2 separate regions of the Homo sapiens genome follow, and region 2 is linked to region 1. A link is an interaction called in ENCODE POLR2A ChIA-PET data of the cell type or tissue named here. Cell type or tissue: HCT116. All regions are shown on one strand. Each heading gives the region's core, and the rest is flanking DNA. Links, peaks and the distances in the headings are about the cores only.

Region 1 (5,379 bases), core at 95-5,094:
GAGACCTTTGTTCACTTATCTGCTGACCTTCCCTCCACTATTGTCCTGTGACCCTGCCAAATCCCCCTCTGCGAGAAACACCCAAGAATGATCAATTAAAAAAAAAAAAAAAAGAAAGAAAGTTGGAAAGGCTTCAGGATTGTCAGTTAAATCTAATTGTTTTTGCCTGGGTCTACTGACAGACAGGTTTACATCGTCTCTATTACCTTTTTTTTTTTTTTTTTTTTAATTTGTTTTTTGTTTTTGAGCTGGAGTTCTGCTCTCATTGCCCAGGCTGGAGTGCAGTGGTGAGATCTCAGCTCACCACAACTTCCGTCTCCCAGGTTCAAGTGATTCTCCTGCCTCAGCCTTCCGAATAGCTAAACTACACATGTATGCCACCATACTTGGCTAATTTTTGTATTTGTAGTAGAAACAGGATTTCACCATGTTGGCCAGGCTGGTCTCGAACTCCTGACCTCAAGTGATCTGCCCACCTTGGCCTCCCAAAGTGCTGGGATTACAGGCATGGGCCACCGTGCCCAGCCTATTACATGTTTTAAGGTCATAAAACTGCTACTTCTGGAATATTTCTTAAACTTGCTTGATTTGTCTAAATTGAGCTAAAGCTGTAAGGTCTGGCTGCTGGGCTCCCTGAAACCTTGCACATATCTTACTGTATGACTGTATTTCGTTTTGAGTCTCTGGATTCTGGGGTTTGGACAGATGACCATAGTGAGGCCTGCAGAAATATGCATGTCCTCAGTGTTTGGACTGCCAGCTGCAAGGCAGAGCCAAACCCAATATGGCCCCATCATCCCTGGCTCAGCTGTGCTACCTGGCCATGCTGGAAGGGGTTTGATCTTCCAGGAATTTGCTTCACAGCTCTTTCCTGTCCCAAGATCTATGCCTGATGTGTAAATTCAGGACCCAAAAGGGCACAAAAAAGCAATAACTACTAAATATAAGGAAAACAACTCTGTATACAGCATGTATAAAGAAAAGCAAGATGTATTTGGGGAGATAAAAGTTGTAAAGGCATTAAGATGTGTGTTTGTTGAGAAAAAATAAATTTGTGCATTTAAGAAGTTACTTAAAAGTTGTTTTTTTGTTTGTTTGTTTGTTTGTTTGTTTTTTGAGACAGGGTCTCACTCTGACACCCAGTCTAGAGTGCAGTGGAGCAATCATGGCTGACTGCAGCCTTGACCTGACAGGCCCAAGCAATCCTCTCACCTCAGCCTCTTGAGTATCTGGACTACAGGTGTGTGCTGCCAACCCAGCTGATTTTCTTTTTCTTTTTTCTTTTTTTTTTTTTTTGAGATGGAGTTTTGCTCTTGTTGCCCAGTCTAGAGTGCAATGGTGTGATCTCAACTCACCACAACCTGCACCTCCTGGGCTCAAGTGACTCTCCTGCCTCAGCCTCCCAAGTGGGATTACAGGCATGCGCCACCATGCCCAGCTAATTTTGTATTTTTTAATAGAGACGAGGTTTCTCCATGTTGGTTAGGCTGGTCTTGAACTCTCGACTTTAGGTGATCCACCTACCTCAGCCTCCCAAAGTGCTGGGATTACAGGCGTGAGCCACCGTGCCTGGCTTACCCAGCTGATTTTCAAACTTTTTTTGTAAAGATGGGGTCTCACAATGTTTCCCAGGCTGATCTCAAATTCCTGGGCTCAAGTGATCCTCCTACCTCAGCCTCCCAAAGTGCTGGGGTTACAGGCATGAGCCACTGTGCCCAGCCTTAAAGGTTGTTTTTAAATGAAGAAAAAAGATATCAATAACATTAAATGAATGTAGAAAGTTGGGAAGAGAAAGAGAATAGAAAAAAATGTGTAAGAGATTATAAAATGTTTATGAAAATCTTGTGGGTCAAAAGCTGACTGAAACTGGATGGATTTATTTATAAGCTTTTAATTATTTATTTATTTTTAGAAAACTGATGTTTATTTTCCATGAACCTTATTTCCACATTGCTTAAGAGACTGTGGAAGAATAGCTTAAGCCCACTCAGTGGTTGTTCCTACCCATTTAGTGGCCTGTGCAGTGGGAGCTGCCTACCAGTCTTTTGTGGAAGGCTGAGCACTCCAGTCTTCAGTAGGAACCTGCTAAACAGGCACAGAGGGCACCTGCATGCCTTCAGACCAGTGTGCAACTTCAGGCTGAGCAGCGGTGAATACAGGAGGTGGAGCAGTCTATTTACTCTGAAGTTCCTTCTTGATCACAGCTTTTTCAGCAGCTCTTCCTTCTCAATCTTCCTTCTCAATCTCTTCAGGATCTCTATAGAATTAGAGATCAGGTATAACCTCCCTTGGGTGTCCAATGGAGATGGTGCCACGCATGCTCAGAACTTCCCAGGCCAGCCTCCACCACATCAGACCCACTGAATGAGCTCTCTTCTTGTTGCATGTAATGGCAATGTCCATACAGTGCAGAGGAGAATCTGTGTTACACAGAGCTATGGTAGGCAGGTTAACATAAAAGGCCTATGTAGGAGGCCAGTGGTCAGCCCTGGGACCAGTAACCACCAGAAGACATGGCCCCCAGGAGGCTGTCTGGATCTGGTTAGTGTAAGTTCCAGGAATGAAACAGCCAGCAATAGGAGTGGCTCCAATGGCAGCAGCAAACTTCAGCACAGCCAACCAGCTAGTATTCCTGGAGGATGATGCTGACATCAGCAGGGTTTTCAATAGCACAAGCTGCCAATAGAAGCTTCTCCAGATTTATGATGTCGATGCCATTACTTTTCCTTTTATAGATGTGCTGTTCCATTTGGAAGTCAAGGTTGGTGCTACCTAAGTGGCTTCCTGCTGCAAGGAACTTGAGGACACCCTCCTCCTTAATTTCCAGAACATCAGTGCTCCAAATATCGTAAAAGTTTCCCTTTAAGTTATGACAGGGCTGGACACAGTGTTTCATGCCTGTGATCCCGGCACTTTGAGAGGCTGAGGTGTGAGGATTGCTCAAACCCAGGAGTTTGAGACCAGCCCTGGCAACACAGTGAGACCCTATCTCTATTTTAAATAAATAAATAAAAAGTTGGCCAGGCGCGGTGGCTCACGCCTATAATCTCAGCACTTTGGGAGGCCAAGGCGGGCAGATCACCTGAGGTTGGGAGTTCAAGACCAGCTTGACCAACATGGAGAAACCCCATCTCTACTAAAAATACAAAAATTAGCCAGGTGTGGTGGCGCATTCCTGTAATCCCAGCTACTCAGGAGGCTGAGGCAGGAGAATCGCTTGAACCCGAGAGGCGGAGGTTGCGGTGAGCCGAGATCGTGCCATTGCACTCCAGCTTGGGCAACAAGAGTGAAACTCGGTCTCAAAAAAAAAAAAGTTATGATGGGAATCCAGAACAATGGATCTATGGACCCTTCTCTAAGAAGTGAGGAAAGGTAAGGTTTCATTAAAGTTAGCTTTAGTATTGATAATACACTATATGGAACTAAAATTTGATTTTCTCTTTTGAGTAAGAATTTTGTATAGTTTGTTTTTTTTTTTTTTACAGAGTCTTGCTCTGTTGCCAAGGCTGGAGTGCCATGGCATGATCTCAGCTCACTGCAACCTGCACCCCCTGGGTTCAAGCGATTCTCCTGCCTCAGTCTCCCAAGTAGCTGGGATTACAGGCATGCACCACCATGCTCAGCTAATTTTTGGTAGAGATGGGGTTTCACCACATTGGCCAGGCTGGTCTTGAACTCCTGACCTCAAGTGATCTGCCTGCCTCGGCCTCCCAAAGTGCTGGGATTACAGGTGTGAGCCACCAAACCCAGCCTGTGTAGGATTAATAAGAGATAGTAAAATATTTTTGTTTATCTTTGAGTAAACTGCAAAAAAAAAAAAAAAAAAAGGAAGAGAAGAGACAGATTCTATCTCAGGCTGTCTTTATTAGGTCTTTTGATTGTTAGAAAAACAGACTTTTCTATCAAAGAATAAAGGTTTTTGCTTTTTAAAACCTTTTAATTATCACTTTGGCTAAATAAATATTATTTTACAGTGATCTGTGATCCTATTTTTGTTGCTTGTTTGTTTGTTTTTGAGATGGAGTCTCACTCTGTCGCCCAGACTGGAGTGCAGTGGCAAGAACTCAGCTTACTGCAAACTGCCTCCCAGGCTCAGCTATTCTCCCACCTCAGCCTCCCAAGTATCTGGGATTACAGGCACTCACCACCACACCTAGCTAATTTTTGTATTTTTAGTAGAGATGAGTTTTCACCATGTTGGCCAGGCTGGTCTCGAACTCCCCCTCAGCCTCCCAAAGTGCTTGGATTACAGGCGTAATCCACCATGCCCAGCCTCCTATTTTGGTTGTTTTAAATTTTTGACAGGCTTCTCAAAATCAAATTTTAAATTCAAAATTAAGTCTTTTAGGCCACAAACTAACTTTGCAATGCTACAGGAGGCCCCTGCAGCATCCAAAAGAGAGACAATAAGCAGGCTTATTTAATATTTTAAGTGACATGGGAAGCATTGTCAAATAAGAAATGATGTTTAACTTTCTTTTTTTGTTGTTTTGCTTTTCTGCTTTTTTGAGATTGAGTTTTGCTCTTGTTGCCCAGGCTGGAGTGCAATGACACAATCTCGGCTCCCTGCAACCTCCACCTCCCAAGTTCAAGCAATTCTCCTGCCTCAGCCTCCTGAGTGGCTGGGATTACAGGCATGCACCACCACACCTGGCTAATTTTGTATTTTTAGTAGAGATGGGGTTTCTCCATGTTGGTCAGGCTGGTCTCGAACTCCCGACCTCAGGTGATCCGCCTTCCTCAGCCTCCCAAAGTGCTGGGATTACAGGTGTGAGCCACCGTGCCTGGCCTGATGTTTAACTTTCAAATTACATTTTGGATATGTTATTAATGTATGTTCCAAAATTGGCTGGGCACAGTGGCTCATGCCTGTAATCCCAGCACTTTGGGAGGCGAAGGCAAGAGGATCCTTGAGCCCAGGAGATTGAAATCAGACTGGGCAACATAGGAATCTCTTCTCTACAAAAATAAAAAATTTAGCCAAGTATGTTGGCATGCCCTGTGGTCCCAGCTACTCTGAAGGCTAAGGCAGGGGGATTGCCTGAGCCCAGGAGGTCAAGGCTGAGCCATGATCATGCCACTGCACTCCAGTGTGGGCGACAGAGCAAGATCCTGTCTCAAACAAACAAAAAAAAAACAAAAAAAACAAGGCATGGTGTGGTGGCTCATGCCTGTAATCCCAGCACTTTGGGAGGCTGAGGTGGGTGGATTGCCAGAGGTCAGGAGTTTGAGACCAGACTTGCCAACATGGTGAAAACCCATCTCTACTAAAAATACAAAAAAAAGTAGCTGAGCATGGTGGCGGGCACCTGTAATCCCAGCTACTAGGGAGGCTGAGGCAGGAGAATAGCTTGAACCTGGGAGATGGAGGTTTCAGTG
Region 2 (5,379 bases), core at 5-5,004, 54 kb after region 1:
GAGTTTGGACACCAGGGAAGTAACACTTTTGCCACAAATTTTTTTCCTAGCATATCCCAGAGAACTCATTTGCCAGAGCTCTTGAAAATGAGTCTTGCTGATTGTTTTGCTTTATTTTAATTTAATGCTACATATTAAGTTACGGACTTGTATATTCCAGGGATCTGGATCTGAAGAAGCCAATTTATCAGAGGACTGCAGCCTATGGCCACTTTGGTAGGGACAGCTTCCCATGGGAAGTGCCCAAAAAGCTTAAATATTGAAAGTGTTAGCCTTTTTTCCCCAGACTTGTTGGCGTAGGCTACAGAGAAGCCTTCAAGCTCTGAGGGAAAGGGCCCTCCTTCCTAAATTTTCCTGTCCTCTTTCAGCTCCTGACCAGTTGCAGTCACTCTAGTCAATGACATGAATTTTAGCTTTTGTGGGGGACTGTAAGTTGGGCTTGCTATTCTGTCCCTAGGTGTTTTGTTCACCATTATAATGAATTTAGTGAGCATAGGTGATCCATGTAACTGCCTAGAAACAACACTGTAGTAAATAATGCTTTGAAATTGAACCTTTGTGCCCTATCACCCAACGCTCCAAAGTCATAATTGCATTGACTTTCCCCACCAGATGCTGAAAATGTCCTTGTGATGTGCACGTAAAGTACTTGTAGTTCCACTTATAGCCTCTGTCTGGCAATGCCACAGCCCTGTCAGCATGAATTTGTAATGTCTTGAGCTCTATTATGAATGTGAAGCCTTCCCCTTATCCTCCCTGTAACTTGATCCATTTCTAATTATGTAGCTCTTTGTCAGGGAGTGTTCCCTATCCAATCAATCTTGCATGTAACGCAAGTTCCCAGTTGGAGCTCCAGCCTGACATCAAAAAAGGCAGTTACCATTAAACCATCTCCCTGGTGCTTATGCTCTTAATTGCCACCTCTAACAGCACCAAATCAAAATCTCTCCACTTTCAGCTGTCTTTTGGAGGACGTACGTAATAAGGTTTTAATTTAGTAAACCAATCCTATGCATGGTTTCAGCACTAGCCAAACCTCACCAACTCCTAGTTCTAGAAAAACAGGCACTTGGCAGCCTTGTGATGTCATACAGAGAAGTCACAGGGCAGTACCTGAGGGTCTGTAGGTTGCACACTTTGGTACCAGATAACTTTTTTTTTTCTTTATAAGAAAGCCTGAGTACTCCACACTGCACAATAACTCCTCCCAGGGTTTTAACTTTGTTTTATTTTCAAAACCAGGTCCAATGAGCTTTCTGAACAGCTGGTGTAGCTACAGAGAAACCAGCTTCCTTCAGAGAGCAGTGCTTTTGGCGGGGAGGAGGAAATCCCTTCATACTTGAACGTTTTCTAATTGCTTATTTATTGTATTCTGGGGTATGGCGTAAGTACAGAGAAGCCATCACCTCAGATGGCAGCTTTTAAAAGATTTTTTTTTTTTCTCTCAACACCATGATTCCTTTAACAACATGTTTCCAGCATTCCCAGGTAGGCCAAGGTGTCCTACAGAAAAACCTTGGGTTAGACCTACAGGGGGTCTGGCTGGTGTTAACAGAAGGGAGGGCAGAGCTGGTGCGGCTGGCCATGGAGAAAGCTGACTTGGCTGGTGTGGTACAGAGAAGCCAGCTTGTTTACATGCTTATTCCATGACTGCTTGCCCTAAGCAGAAAGTGCCTTTCAGGATCTATTTTTGGAGGTTTATTACGTATGTCTGGTTCTCAATTCCAACAGTTTAATGAAGATCTAAATAAAATGCTAGGTTCTACCTTAACTGTGTCTGTTACTCATTTGTTAAAGTGCTTTGGGGCCATAGGTACGTGCCTATAATCCCAACACTTTGAAAGGCTGAGGTAGGAGGATCACTTTAACATAGAAGTTGGAGGCTGTAGCGAACCATTATCAAGCCACTGCACTCCAGCCTGGGTGACTGAGACTTTGGCTCTTAAAAAATGCTATCATATGAATAACCTGAGAATACTATATGTGTATCTTTAACCTTGAATTGTAATCCATAATTAGCCATAATTCAGGAAAATAACCTCAATCCCTAGACCCAGTGGGTGGGCATTTTTTAAAAGCCTAAGCAAGATTTAGTCCTCCTAGTCCACTTAAGCCAAAATTCATGTGTCCTTATTGCAGCAGCCATTCAATGCCATTTTTAAGTTTTCAACTAAGGTTGAGGGCTTCAAACCATTGAAGGCATAAAAACCGCTAAAAGTATTAACCTGGAAGTGGTAATGTCTATCTAAAGTCCTGGCAATTTAAGCCTATTAATCTGCATACATTTTTAAATTATGAGCTTAGTTTTAAGGGTTGTATGATGTTTTCATCTGAGAAGTTCTGAAACGTGATTTCTAGTCAATATCTTGCAGAGATAAATAATGCAAATTAGCTGAAAATGCTATAAATTTCCAAAGGCTTAAATTTCATTTATGGCAGGTTGTGTAGAAAATCCGCAGACCACACTGCTCTTGAACCTAGGAGCTACATGCATAGAGAATAGCCACTTGGATTACATTTCTACCAACATCTGAATGGTGGTCCAGCTTGTCCTGCAAATGTAGAGCCAAGGAGTGCTTGCTTATGCCTGTTTGCATGGAGACTTAAAAACTTGGAAATTTGGAGGCCAGGCGGAGTGGCCTGTAATATAGGCCACTATATAGTAATATAGGCGTGAGCCTATAATCCTAGCACTTTGGGAGGCCAAGGCATGCAGATCACGAGACCATCCTGGCTAACACAGTGAAACCCTGTCTCTACTAAAAATATAAAAAAGTTAGCCAGGCACCTGTAGTCCCAGCTACTCAGGAGGCCGAGGCAGGAGAATGGCGTGAACCCGGGAGGTGGAGCTTGCAGTGAGCTGAAATCGTGCCACCACACTCCGGCCAGGGTAACAGAGTGAGACTTAAAAAAAAAGCCGTGGAAATCTGGGTATGGTAGCTTACACCTGTAATCCCAGCACTTTGGGAGGCTAATGCGGGTGGATCACCTGAGGTCACGGTTTGATACCAGCCTGGCAAACTGAAACCCCGTCTCTACCAAAAATACAAAAAAGCTGGGTGTGGTGGCAGGTGCTTGTAATCCCAGCTACTCAGGAGGCTGGAGAATCACTTGAACCCAGGAGGCAGAGGTTGCAGTGAGCCGAGATGGCGCCATTGCACTCCAGCCTGGGCCAGAGCAAGGTTCCTTCTCAAAAAACTTGGAAATCTGTTGGGAAGTAGGGGGAGGGCAAGGTTAAAACCTATGCAGGTGTGTCAATTAGACTTGTTCCAACTTGAGAACCTGAATTTTGCATGTAATTGAAATGTTCCAGAACAAGTCTGGCAGTTTCATAAGGGAGTTTTTAGATGCCAATACATTGCAGATAACCATATTGGCTACATTAGGGGAATGAGCATGGATAGGTGCCTCCAAGTTGGTAGAATAGCATGAGAAGTTTTCAAAAGTAACCGCTTTAAGGTTATGTTCAGTATTTGCTAAGTAAACAAAGATTCCCCAACCTTGAGGGAGCTTGTGGACCAAGGGGATAGTGTTGTCCTGCCCAGCCTAGGGGAAAAGTATCCTGAAGGTTAATAAGGTGGTGGAGGAACATTAGGCCACAGGGAGCAGAGGGAAAGCATAACAGCAGGGGATGATAAGGGTGATTATAGTTTAGAAAGCATGAAAGTATGACTTAAGGAAATGTCTTTAGGTTGAACATTCTGTATATAACCTGCCTTTCTAAAGTTTCAAAGGGGATGGATACCCATCAGGGGCAAAGATCCAAATCCTGAGGGTAGAATGAGGAGGATGTATACTAAAGTCTTTTGGCTAAAAGGACATTGATAGCCCATTTTTAGAATGGCTACAGTTGCAACCCAACTCTACCCCACTGAACAGCTTTTATTACCAGTATTTACATGACCACTTTTTCTTTACACCTCACCCTACCCCAATATCTTCCTTGGGAAAATTGGTCAGAGAGGTGGTATACTAACAGTTTGGGGAAGGGCAGCATCCTTGCCCATATTTAGAAAAATACTTTTTCAAGTGTCTTCTCCCAAGTAACTCTTGGGACTTTTGTTACCAGTCAAGTAGGTACAGTGAGTTTGGCAAACAACATAGTGGCAAAGTATCTTCTATTGTGTTACTATGAGAGAAGATCTGCAAAAGGATTGAAAATCAGCATCCCTCCCACCCATTCTTACAAAGTAATCAGGGGACCCTGTGCCACAGCCATTGCTTGCCCATATAATACCTTGAATGAATTAGAGATTTTCCACCAAACTCCATTTGGCCTCCTCAGTGGTGGGGGAGGGTGGCAATCTGCTTGACAACTAACATGTCGGCCCTGTCCTGGTCTATCCCTAACTAGATGCTAATACAAAGGTTGAAAATACAGATATAGGTAGTAATGAAAACAGATTTGGCTGGGCACGGTGGCTCACACCTGTAATCCCAGCCCTTTGGGAGGCCAAGGCAGGTGGATACTTAAGGTCATGAGTTTGAGACCAGCCTGGCCAATGTGGGAAACCATGTCTCTACTAAAAATACAAAAATTAGTTGGGCGTGGTGGTGGGCACCTGTAGTCCCAGCTACATGGGAGGCTGAAGTGGAAGAATCGTTTAAACCCAGGAGGTGGTGGCTGCAGTAAGCCAAGATTGTGCCACTGAACTCCAGCCTGGGTGATAGAGTGAAACCCTGTCTTTAAAAAAAAATAGATTCAAGAGGTATCCAGGAGGTAAAATTGATGGGACTTGGCAATTTTAAGAAATGCAAGGAAAAAGGAAGAGTCAAGGCTGATGACCTAGAGATAACAGCTTGGCTAAGGTACAGAGCTGCCATTCAATAATAAAGAATAAGGAAGTCTGAGTTGGGGATGAATGTAAGTTCTGTTTAGGATGAACTGAGCTTGATAGCCCTGTGGGATATCCAGGTGGAACTTAGACCTATACGTCTAGGGCACAGGAAAGAAACCTAGCATCGTTGGAAATCCTGGAGTAGACACAATCATCTGAAGTATGTATACTGAAAAAGCAGTTGCTTAGGAAAGAACCCCCGGAACACTGTCCAAGGAGGAGTGGGGGAGAGTATGGGAAGAGAAGCCTGCAAAGAGATGCAATCATTTACAGAAGTTACTGAGACTGCCAATTTACTACCGGTCTCTGCTACAAGTCCATGAGCTCCCAAAGCAGGGATCCTTTTTCATAACCCTGCATTCTCGCTTCCTAGCTCAGTGCCAACCCTTTGAATTTTCACTGAACTGAGGAGCTTCCTGAGTTACCCTTGTATACCCCAACCTACAAAATGTCTAAGCATTCCCTAATCCCTTACTAAATTTAGTTAATTCTTACTTTACCTCCCCTTCTGCTCACCAAAGGCTAGAATAATACCAAATAC

What was found. ChIA-PET counts read pairs that join two places held together with the same protein. Peaks named below come from ENCODE experiments on the same cell type or tissue, not always from the same donor. Only the 100,000 strongest peaks of a DNase experiment are listed, where the experiment ranks them.
Region 2: POLR2A ChIA-PET joins it to region 1 with 5 read pairs; 22 of 35 experiments call an interaction of 5 or more read pairs at or near these places.

What each region holds. Positions count from the first base shown.
Region 1 is chr2:85,488,948-85,494,326 of GRCh38, forward strand. It overlaps the pseudogene RPSAP22. Among named protein-coding and RNA genes, the nearest start is that of PARTICL, 47 kb to the right of the region's middle. In HCT116, for the core only: no CTCF peak of the experiment used is centred there; no DNase peak of the experiment used is centred there.
Region 2 is chr2:85,543,510-85,548,888 of GRCh38, forward strand. MAT2A (methionine adenosyltransferase 2A) reads left to right here. Exons shown (of 9, transcript NM_005911.6): 9 at 161-1,772. The coding sequence ends at 263. GGCX (gamma-glutamyl carboxylase) reads right to left here. Exons shown (of 15, transcript NM_000821.7): 15 at 1,211-5,379. Among named protein-coding and RNA genes, the nearest start is that of MAT2A, 7.0 kb to the left of the region's middle. In HCT116, for the core only: no CTCF peak of the experiment used is centred there; DNase peaks (open chromatin) are centred at 2,577, 2,862 and 3,272; H3K27ac peaks cover 2,295 bases.